Regions from separate parts of the Homo sapiens genome. Here region 1 is linked to region 2. Evidence: chromatin loops called from intact Hi-C (ENCODE). Cell type or tissue: CD4-positive, alpha-beta T cell. All regions are shown on one strand.

What was found. Peaks named below come from ENCODE experiments on the same cell type or tissue, not always from the same donor. Only the 100,000 strongest peaks of a DNase experiment are listed, where the experiment ranks them.
Region 1: a loop joins it to region 2, with 4 times the contacts of the local background. A loop is called at or near these places in 17 of 110 quality-filtered maps.

What each region holds. Positions count from the first base shown.
Region 1 is chr4:661,052-666,051 of GRCh38, reverse strand. It overlaps PDE6B (phosphodiesterase 6B), which reads right to left. Exons shown (of 22, transcript NM_000283.4): 13 at 3,811-3,918; 14 at 3,434-3,543; 15 at 2,865-2,952; 16 at 2,182-2,282; 17 at 1,831-1,938; 18 at 1,108-1,171; 19 at 723-797. Among named protein-coding and RNA genes, the nearest start is that of PDE6B-AS1, 8.4 kb to the right of the region's middle. RefSeq lists a silencer at 2,023-2,492 and an enhancer at 2,087-2,679. In CD4-positive, alpha-beta T cell, no CTCF peak of the experiment used is centred here; DNase peaks (open chromatin) are centred at 1,831 and 2,371; H3K4me3 peaks cover 1,703 bases; H3K27ac peaks cover 1,067 bases.
Region 2 is chr4:335,717-340,716 of GRCh38, reverse strand. It overlaps ZNF141 (zinc finger protein 141), which reads right to left and starts at 2,903. Exons shown (of 4, transcript NM_003441.4): 1 at 2,731-2,903. The coding sequence starts at 2,733. RefSeq lists enhancers at 3,054-3,153, 2,198-3,158, 3,264-3,779 and silencers at 3,794-3,903, 4,134-4,193. In CD4-positive, alpha-beta T cell, no CTCF peak of the experiment used is centred here; DNase peaks (open chromatin) are centred at 2,456, 3,046 and 4,256; H3K4me3 peaks cover 2,735 bases; H3K27ac peaks cover 1,503 bases.

The sequences.
Region 1 (5,000 bases), 330 kb before region 2:
GAGGGTGAACCATGCAGGACTCTAGAGGCCGGGCGCGGGGGATGGACCTGCTGCCTGTCCTTCCCCTGTGGGGCTTTGCTGACCAACCAATGCCCCCTTTCCTGCCGAGGCTGCACCTGGCCTAAGCCCTCTCCACTGCAGGCTCCAGAGAGCCCCTCGCCGCCCACCAGAGCGGGTGTGTGAGAAACCACAGCTCCCACCTGGTCCACGTGGGGCTGGGGCAGCCCTGCCTCTCCTGTTCCTGGCGCCTATCCTGACTCTCCCATTTGCTGGCACCTCTCCTGCTGCCAGGAGGTATCCAGACCCCGCTGCTGACCTGAGGACCCTGGCATTGTCCATCATACCACTGTGTGGGCCCGGGACGCCCCCCATGCGTTCTCTGCCCCAGCACCCTCCCCAGGGCTTTCTTGGTGCATGGCTCGCGGCCCTGCTGGGGTTCACCTGCAGAGCTGCCTGGACCCAGAGGCTCCTGGTGATGAGCGGGTGGCCCTGGTTCCTCCAGTGCCAACGACGTCACCTCTGCATAAGCATCACCCAAGCCACAGCTGTACCCAGGTCCGAGCCACCCACACGCATGTCACATGATCCCACAAAGTGAGATAAGGACCCCACGACCTCAGAACCCCCTGCCTGAGACCAAGCCAGGACCTGAGGCTCCTGAGGACCAAGAGGGGTCTCTAACACCCGTTTCAGGAGTGGAAGGTTCCAGAAGCAGCACTCACAATGGGCTGCTGATCCAAGACTGTCCTTTCCAAGTCACCTTGCTCCCAGAACTCAGCAGCCACGAGAAGTGCGACCTGGAGGCACAGGAAGGCAGCTGTCTGTGGAGCTCTGAGCCCACGCGGAAGGGCCCGGGCCCGCCCCGTGAGGCTCCGAGCCTCGGTCTTCTCCGCCCCAGACCCCCGGGGTCCCCACCACACAGGGCTCCGGTTGAGCCATGTAGACACACTGCAGTACCCCCATCCTTGCCGCCCTGGCCTGGCCCCGAGGTGGCCCTCAGAGCTCCTTGCAAACAATGGTCCGTTGCCATCCGAGGCTCCCGCCCGCCCGGCAGTCCCATGTGCTGAGAGGCACTGACTCTGGGTCTGGAGGGCCCTCTGTTCTAACCTTGCTCTGGACTTCCCAGGGCTTGGTGATGGCAGACAGGTCGCAGGCTGTCATCATCATGGCCCTGCAGACACAAACCGGGCACGAGTGCTGATGGGCGTCTCCTGAGGGCAGGTGGTTTATATGTGTTTTCTTTTTTGAGATGGAGTCTTGCTCTGTTGCCCAGGCTGGAGTGCAATGGCGCAATCTCAGCTCACTGCAACCTCCGCCTCCCGATTCTTGTGCCTCAGCCTCCCGAGTAGCTGGGATTACAGGCGCCCGCCACCACGCCCGGCTAATTTTTGTATTTTCGGTAGAGACGGGGTTTCACCATGTTGGCCAGGCTGATCTCGAACTCCTGACCTCAGGTGATCCACTCCCCTCGGCCTCCCAAGTGCTGGGTTTATGTGTATTTTCTCACTGGGTCCCTGGGACCAGCCTGGGGAGGGGCTGGTTGTGAATCACCATTTTACAGGTGAAAAAGTGGAAGGTCAAAATGAAGTAAGTTACTGCCAAGGGCTACAGACCAATGCAGGGCCTGTGTGCTCCCCAGCTCTGCACCATCTCCCTGAGAGCTGGGGGGAAATAAGGACGGCGCATTTGTTTCACAGCCCTCGACAAGCTGCCGCGACGGGCTCTTCCTGCTCCAGAGCGTCTGGGGAGGGCTGCAGGGTTAACCAGCTGGTGAGTGGGCCCGGTCCCTGCGAGGGAAGGACCCCTCGTGCCCCCTCCGCCCGCGCTCACATGACGATCTCCTTCCGGGTCGTCTCCAGGGACAGGTACTCCACCCAGCTCTTCTTGTCCTGGTAGTTCTTGGACTCATCCACGATCTTCTGAAACATCGCTCTCTTCCTGAACCCAGGGAACAAGGGAGGTGCAGGTGGGAGCAAGTGTGGAGACCCCGCCCCAAGCGCCCGTCTGCAGGGAGGCGCGGAGCCCGAGCGAGGCCCCATCCGGGGTGCGCGGGGCCGGCGGGCAGGGACGGAATCCGGGGCTGCGTCCCCCGGGCTGTGCCGCCGCTGCGCCCCCGTGTCTGCCGGGGGTCCCAGGCTACCCGCCCGCCCCGCGAGGCGCCCCCTCCCGGAAGGCGCGCACTTGAAGTACAGGGCCAGGTCCGTGGCGATGATGGCGATGTCCATCAGGTGGATCACGTGCTCGTGCTGCCGCCGGTTCAGGTTCTGGTAGATGTTCAGGGTCTGCGGAGGTTATGCCCAGCGCGTCAGGCGCCCTGCGGCCACCTCTCAGGGTGCCCGGGGACCCCGCCCCTTCCGCCTCGGCTGCCTGTGCCTCTCACGCCCCCGCCCTCGGGCCCTCGGTGGGCGGGACCCCTAATCCGCCTGCTGCTCAGGGCCCTCCTCAGGGTGCCCAGCTCTCCACCAGCGGCTCCATCGTCGGCTTGGGACGCAGATGGCCTCAGAGGTCACCACCGGGGAGCGCAGGGAGGGGTCCACTGAGTGTCCAGGTCCTTGGGGGCCGCTCAGGGCTCGGCTGCCCTTCATTCCCCCGCTGGTGGGTCCCGGGCCGCTTCCCCTTCGGCTTCCACCCCACCCCATGAGGGGCCCTTTCCAGTTGTCTTCCCCACAAGCGTTTTCCCAGGGCCTCCGATGCACCTGCCCTCAGCCTCGGCCCTCCGCCTTCTCTGCCGCCCTCCCCCAGTGCTCACACACCCAGTGCTCACCCGCTGCATCAGAACCCTGCTCCGCAGGATACGGCCCTGCCGTCCTGCGGACGCTGCGTCCCCAGCGCCCACAGCAGAAACCGAGGGTGAGTATACCAACCTCCTCCGAGAGCAGGAACTTCCCAAACTCCAGGTGGTGCCGCTCCAAAATCGAGGAGCCGTGGAGCTTAGCCAAGGGGTTCTGGGACCTGTTACACAGGTGGTGGAGGTGAGGCCCGTGGGACCTGCCCTTGGCCCACCCTGCGCTCTGCAGCCCCCCCAGATGGGCCCCACTTTCTTTTTTTTGAGACAGGGTCTGCCTCTGTCACCCACTCTGGAGTGCAGTGGTGCAATCATGGCTCAATACAGCCTTGACCTCCTGGGCTCAAGTGATCCTCCCACCTCAGCCTCCTAAGTAGCTGGGACCACAGGTGTGCGCCACCATACACAGCTTTTTTTTTTTTTTTTTTTTTTAAGTTTTTGTAGAGGAGAGCTCTTGCCATGTTGCCCAGGCTGGTCTCGAACTCCTGGGCTCAAGCAATCCCCTCGCCTTGGCCTCCCACAGTGCTGGAGTACGGGGCCTGGCCGTGGACTCCACTTTCTACATAGCCTGCTATGCGAAGCCTAATTCACGCCAAGGGCGTGGAGTTGATTTAGGGCTAATTCACATGCCCGCCCTGAGGTGCCTACTTCATCTGGTACAGGTTGTTGGTGCCGCGGTGGTCGATGTCATGGCACAGGCCGGCTGTCACCATGGCGAAGGCCTCCAGGTCCGTGTAGTAGCTCTTCAGTTTGCCGGTCTGTAGAGACAGGGCCACCTTGCTCACCGGTCCTGGCTCCAGCAGGGTGGGGAGTGGTGAGGGGTTGGGATGACCTAGGCGTCGGGTTGGAGGTTGGACCTCCGACCACCGCAGGGCTGGGGTGCGCGGTGCACGGTGTCAGAGGGCGTTGCCCTCCTCCATCCTTCTGCCCTGGGAGGACCCCCATCTCATCCCTCGGGGTGCTTGAGTGCTGCCCTTGGTACCAGGAGGGCCTGCACAACCCTGGTGATTCTGGCAGCCACGTACCATGAGCAGCGTGAACATCGTCTGGGCCACGTTGAAGCCGTGGCGCCAGTTGTGGTAGGTGATTCTCCGGTACCCTTTGCTGATGGAGAACAGGAACCGCACCAGGACCTGGGGGAGCCGAGAGGACACAGGGCTCCGGCGGCAAGCGTGTAAGTCCCGCCAGAGCGGCACCTGTGGCTGACTTCACAGTGGAAGCCCTGCTCCGTGCCATCATCCCCACACCGTCTCCTGGACTTCCCGATCTTCCCCATCCCTGCGTTTCCCACTGGCCTCTGCTGGCCTTCCTGGGTAGGGGCTGCCACATTGGCACCTATGGGGTGGAGCCAGGTAGGGCAGGAGCTGAGAACAGCCCCAGCCTTCAGGGGCCGCCCAGCCTCCATCCGACTGCCTGGCCTCAAGCTGGGAGGAGGACCCCTGGGGATGCAGCATATTTTAAGATGTTGGTTTTAGGCATGGACATTTGAATGAGCAGAATGTGTGGGCTGCAGGCTGGGGTGGGAGAACCGATGTCCGCAGGGCAAGAGAATGCTGGTCTCTCTTGCCCTGCGGACATCGCCAGGAGGCTCTTCCTGCGGCCATTGTGATTTTTAGGGTCAGAAAATTATTTGGAAATATTTTTTATTCTGCAAATATTTTCTATACATTTTTTCTTGAGTGTTTTCCCTTAGTATTTAGTAAAACTTCTTTTGAAAATGCTGGCCTGCTGCACCTGTTCTCAGAGGGGCATGAGAAAAGAGGATTCTCTTCCTAGGGCTGTGGGAAGCCCCTTGAGATGTTGGAAGCAGGGCAGGGCAGGAGAACCCAGGGAGGGCACAGAGCTGTGGACGAGGGCTGGGAAAGCCATCCCGCCTCCCCAGGGGGTCTCCGAGGAGTGCTGCTGTGGCCAAACCAGGGGGGCCACTTTGTGCTTTCTGTTTAGGTGATGGGATGCTTCTATCTCCTCAGCACCCCACACCAAATCCCCTGTTATTGCCAGATGATGTGCCTAATGATCAAATTGCTTGGAACTCCTAATAATAAAACTTTAAATCTATCCATTCACCATCCATCTGCTGTCCACCCATCCATTCACCCATTCATTGACCCATCTATTAATTCATTAATTGACCCACCTACTCATCTATCACTCATCCACCCACTTCTCCATCCATCCACCTATCCATTCACTTATCCAACCATCTAACTACCAT
Region 2 (5,000 bases):
GAGGGGAACGGTAGGACTGTGGTCTCATTTTAACACATCACTTGGTCTCGTAATTAAAAGAACTTGTATTTCTCAAACAAAAGTTCTGTTCTTCTCTCAAATCCCAGGACATAAACTCAGAATTTGGAACTGCACATTTAAGACTTGGAGGGCTGGTAAGCACATTTGTGGGCATTTGGGCAAGGGGAGAAGGGAGAGAATGGAAGTTCTCAGGTTTAATCAATGCACATGTGTGAACCTCGCTGGATTTATGGGCCCCATGATTTCTGAATCAGTGTCAGATCTGAAGATCATTGGCACACTGAAAGAGGTGGAAAAACTGATCGCTATCCTAAAAAGTCATTTTTGTAGAAATCTAGTCAAACTGCTATAGAAGGGATTGTAGATCCCAAATAGAGAGATCATTTTGTTTGCAGCTTTGGGGAGCACTTTGCTGCACTTCGTGCACTTTGCTGCACAACTGTGGGTTGTGACTGGAATCCTGAGAAAGAAGGTTCTTCTCTAAAACGAAGCCTGGTGGGCACTTTGTGTATAACATCTAGTAATTCTTGACAGCGTGTGGAAAATATAACAGCAAAATCATCTACAATCCTAAAATACTGTCCAAAATAATAGAACAGCAAGAAAATGTGTTGTTAGAGAATTAAACAAAATGTGGTGTGCATTACAGGCAGTCTACTAAGAGACTGCCAAAACAAAGAAAGTCACCATAATTAGCTCTCAAGTAGAAGACTTGACAGTACCATGTATCATACATAGTTTATTACACTTTCACCTAGTAATTTGGGAGGTCATCCGGGTTTCCTAATTGGTAATATTCAAAGGGAAAATAAACTTCCCACAGCTTCAGGACAGGAGGTAGATTTGATATGTGAAGGCAGGTACCTGCTGAAGGCAGCCTCCTACTCTGCTACAGAAATTGCGGAATAGGTTATATATTCTTGCTATGCACATTTCAAAGCAATAGTTTCCATGTCCTAAAGACAATTTTGAGTCAAAAAAGACAAATCACCTAGTTAACAGATTAAAATGAGTTATATATATTTCAAAGAAGCAGAGAAAATATTTAAATATAAAAGTTTTCAAACTAAATGCTTTAAGGGAGAAGAGTAAAAATTCTTTCCTCATTCTAAAGAGAAAGCATTAAGCCTCTTCTGATTTGTATTTGGTCCTACAACAGGCAGGTCTAAAGGCATGGTCTTGAACTCACTAACGTTGAATTCTTGTAGCACATGAGGGATGCACTTGAGCAAACTGTGTGCACAGGAAAGAGGATTTGTGGGGAAGAAAAGAGCAGAAGAAAGGTGCTATCAAGAGCCTTGAGTGGGGGCAAGGCAGGATTGACGAAAGGACTGGTTTGTGCTACAAGTTCAGGCCCAGGCAGGGCTAAGCTCTAACTGATTCCTGAGCCCATAAAGGCAGAGGAGATTAGGATCAGGTGGTCCAAAAGCCTGGGTGGGTGAAGAAAACAGATTCCTGCTACAGATCTGGGGTTAAAATGAACCAGGAGTCTTCTGGGCACTGTGTGTGTTCTTGGGAGAAAAACCTAGGAGCAAAGCTGCCATGGGCACAATTCCTGAGGGTAGAACCCTGTCCTGGGACAAGTGTGGCCGTGCGAATGCCCAATGGGCGGGCTCAGGAGTGGGTTAGCATTGGGTGGGGGCTGGCAGCAGGGTGCAGGGAAGGGATGTTTCTCAGAACTCCTTTCCTCCAAGTTCTCAGCGCCCTCTCTCCCCGGGAGGAGACCTGGAGGAACAGAACAGTGCGCAGCAGGACAGTGCATGTGCAGAACCCGGCTGGTCTCCCGCGGACACCTGCGACTCCCTCCAGCCCAGGCTCAGCCATGTCTTTCTTCTGACAGGAAACGTGAGGAGTTTGCTCAACACCAGTCAATGCTCCGACCCCAACGGGCTGTCCAACAACTCACTAACGACACCACCCGGAGTCAGCACAGACCCCACAAGCTCAGCGCTCTTCCCGCAGCTGCCCCCCTGCAGACGCCAGTCCCTGCCTCTGGACACCCGTCTTCATTTCTGAACACCTGTCTACAAACCAGGGGCCCACACCCTCCTCAAGTTCAATAATATGACAGAACTACTCACAGAACTCAGCGAAGCGCTGTGCGCGCCCACACTAGCGTATTCTAAAAGATGCCACTCAGGAACAGCCACGCGGAGGAGGCGCACAGGGCAAGGAGACTGGTGGGCAAGTTGGAGCGGGCGGGTGATTTGCTTCGCTTCCTCACACACCTCACAAAAGCTTTTCCTTCAAGACCCGCTGGCAGCCCCCAAACCACGAGCCACGGCCGGCGCTGTCCCATTAATGAGTCCCCATTTGCTCACATGAACTCTGTTTTGATGGGGCCTCGATCTCATTCCGAACAGGGTAAAGCAGGGACGGGATCCCCAGACCACAGCTTCTCCCACAGCTCCTCCCACGCCGGCATCGCGCACGCCGCGCGGGCGGCTTCCAGATAAGCTACTCCTCACCCCACAGCCTGGGGAAGGTGCGGGGCTGCGGGCGCAGAGCTGCACAAGGAGGGCTGCAGGCTGGGCCAGAGCCGCTGTGCGGGGACCGACAGGAGCCCAGGTCCCTCACCGGAGGGTACTGAGGCCCCAGGGCTGAGCGGCGGCAGCGGGGACTCCGTTCGCAGACTCGGTCCCGCCGCCATTTCCCGCCAGCTCCGATGAGACCTCCTCAGCCTTGGGACGCCCTGCCCCGCACACTCACCATTTCCCCACTTCTGAAGTATTCGGGAGTCTTAGCTACCAATCATCCAATACCCGCAGGTCACAGAGCGACGGAGGCTGAGCTGTGGCCGAATCACCAAGGCCTCCCACAACTGAGAACGCAGAGAGATGAAGCCCCTAACCCGCGGTCTGGTAGTAGCCAGACGCAAAGACCCGCGCCACATCCCGGAAGCCACCGCCTCCTCTCTGGCTGCGTGCCTGATTGGGCAGTTTTCACTCCAGTGCGCTGATTGGATACGGCTCCAATCTCCCCGCCATCAGACCTTGAGTGACAGAAGTTGCAACCACATACTCCACGGAATGTGGCGAGAGTGACAGCCGGGGGGCCTCCAGGCAGTTTCAGGCGGGGCTTTCTCTTCGTGCTTGGCCTGGCACAGCCCAGGGGTCATTTTTTAACCTTGTGATGTGTAAGGTGACGTCCATTTAGAAATTATACACGCACGCACACACACAGACATATACGCGCGCGCGCACACACAGACGCGCGCACGTACGCAGTCTCACATAAACATACAAAAGTCACAGACACACACACACACACACGCACGCACCCACGCACGCACAGCCCATCCTTCCTCCAAGGCTCGCGAATCATCTCTCCACAAATCCTGCCTTCGGGGCCGCAGCCTGCAGGCCGACCTCAGTCCGTCCTCACAGAGCCTAGTTGGGTGCACAGCTCTCCCTGACGCGCGAGGAGCAGGTTCACGGGAGTCGGTCGCGCATCCCCAGCGCCCTGCGGGCCTCGCACCGGCTGTGGCGGTGACCCCGGTGAGGAGGGCTTTGGTGCGGGTCACCGTTGCTGAGGACACCCTCCTCCCCCGGAAGCGCGGTCCTGGGGGTCTGGGGGGCGGGTCCCTGACCGCTGTAAACAATAGGTCGGTGGTGTCCACGCAGCAGGCAGCAAATTCTCAGGAAGTGAGCGTCCCGTCTTTGGCTTCACCTTCGTGTCTGTAGAATGGGGGTGAGGGGACTCAGGACTCGGAGCGCTGTCGGGCGGGGCGAGGTGGGCTGAGAGTGTGTCTCCCTCCCCAAGCTCACCCGGAGCTGTGCGGGGCGGGACCGCCCCAGGACCCTCGGTTCCCAGGAGCTCCTGGGGGCCCCGCCGCCCCCACCCCAGGCCGCGCTGCGCAGCCCCAGTCCCCGCCGGCCCCACCGCGCGGTCGCTTTGAGGTCGGCCGGGGTCTGCCCGGCGATGGCGACGCTGCAGCCGCTGGAGCCGGGGCCACCGGGGATCTCGGCGGGACCTGGCGGCAGCGAGGACGCGGACCCTGGAGAGATGGGAGGGGCGCGCCCCGAGCCCGAGCCCCACCCGGACCCGGCTGCCGTCGGCCTAGCCAGGGCCGGGGCGGACACCGTCGAGGACGAAGCCGGGCCCGCGCCCCTGGGCGACCCGTTGAGCCGCGGAGCCCCGCGGGGTGGAGCCGGGCCAGGCCCATCCGCTCCGGGCGCGGGCAGCTGGCGTCGCGGGTGGGTCAGAACCCAGGACACGCCCAGGAGTCCGACCTCATGGCGCTGCAGGGCCTGGGGAGTGGGGGCTGGGGACAGCGCCAGGGCCAACCCGACGCCAGCACCCCCGGCAGACCCCAGGAGCCGCCTGTGAAGAGACTGGATAGGTGCATTAAGCGATCAGAAAAGTCACTGGCTGGCCCTGTTGATGAGCAGAACGCTTTCAGAGAAGTGTATGCTCACGCAGTGCTTGGACAGCATTCGCGTAGTTTGACACTTGTCTGCTTGGGCGGATAGATGCTCACACACATAAGTTTGTTTTGTAGTTATGCAGGATTGCACTGTGGCTAAGTACACAGACTCTGGGTGCACATCCCAGCTGCTCTGCTATTTCCAGCTGTGTGACCATGGGGAAGTTACTTGCCTGTGCTCAGTGTCCTCTGTAAAGTGAAGATAGCAGTACCTGCCTCATGGAGTCCCTTAAGTGAGTTAATAGTGTAACATGTTATGGCGTCATGCACACAGTCACCATCGGTAAATATAGTCTATTATGCCTGAACCCCAGAGGAGCACATGTCCTTGAAAAGTCTAAAATTCAGGACTCTAAAATCCAGACTGTGAGACCCTGGAATCCTCCAGCAGCATTCTAACGTCTCTTGGCAATTGTATGCTGCTTCCCAGGGCTGGAAGGTGTATTTGTATTAATACAGTGAAATAATACGGCCACTTGACCACCTAGTTCATCCCTATAGTAGGCAAATAAGGTGATGTCAAATCCTTGGCTGGGGCCCAGTCCTGGTAATC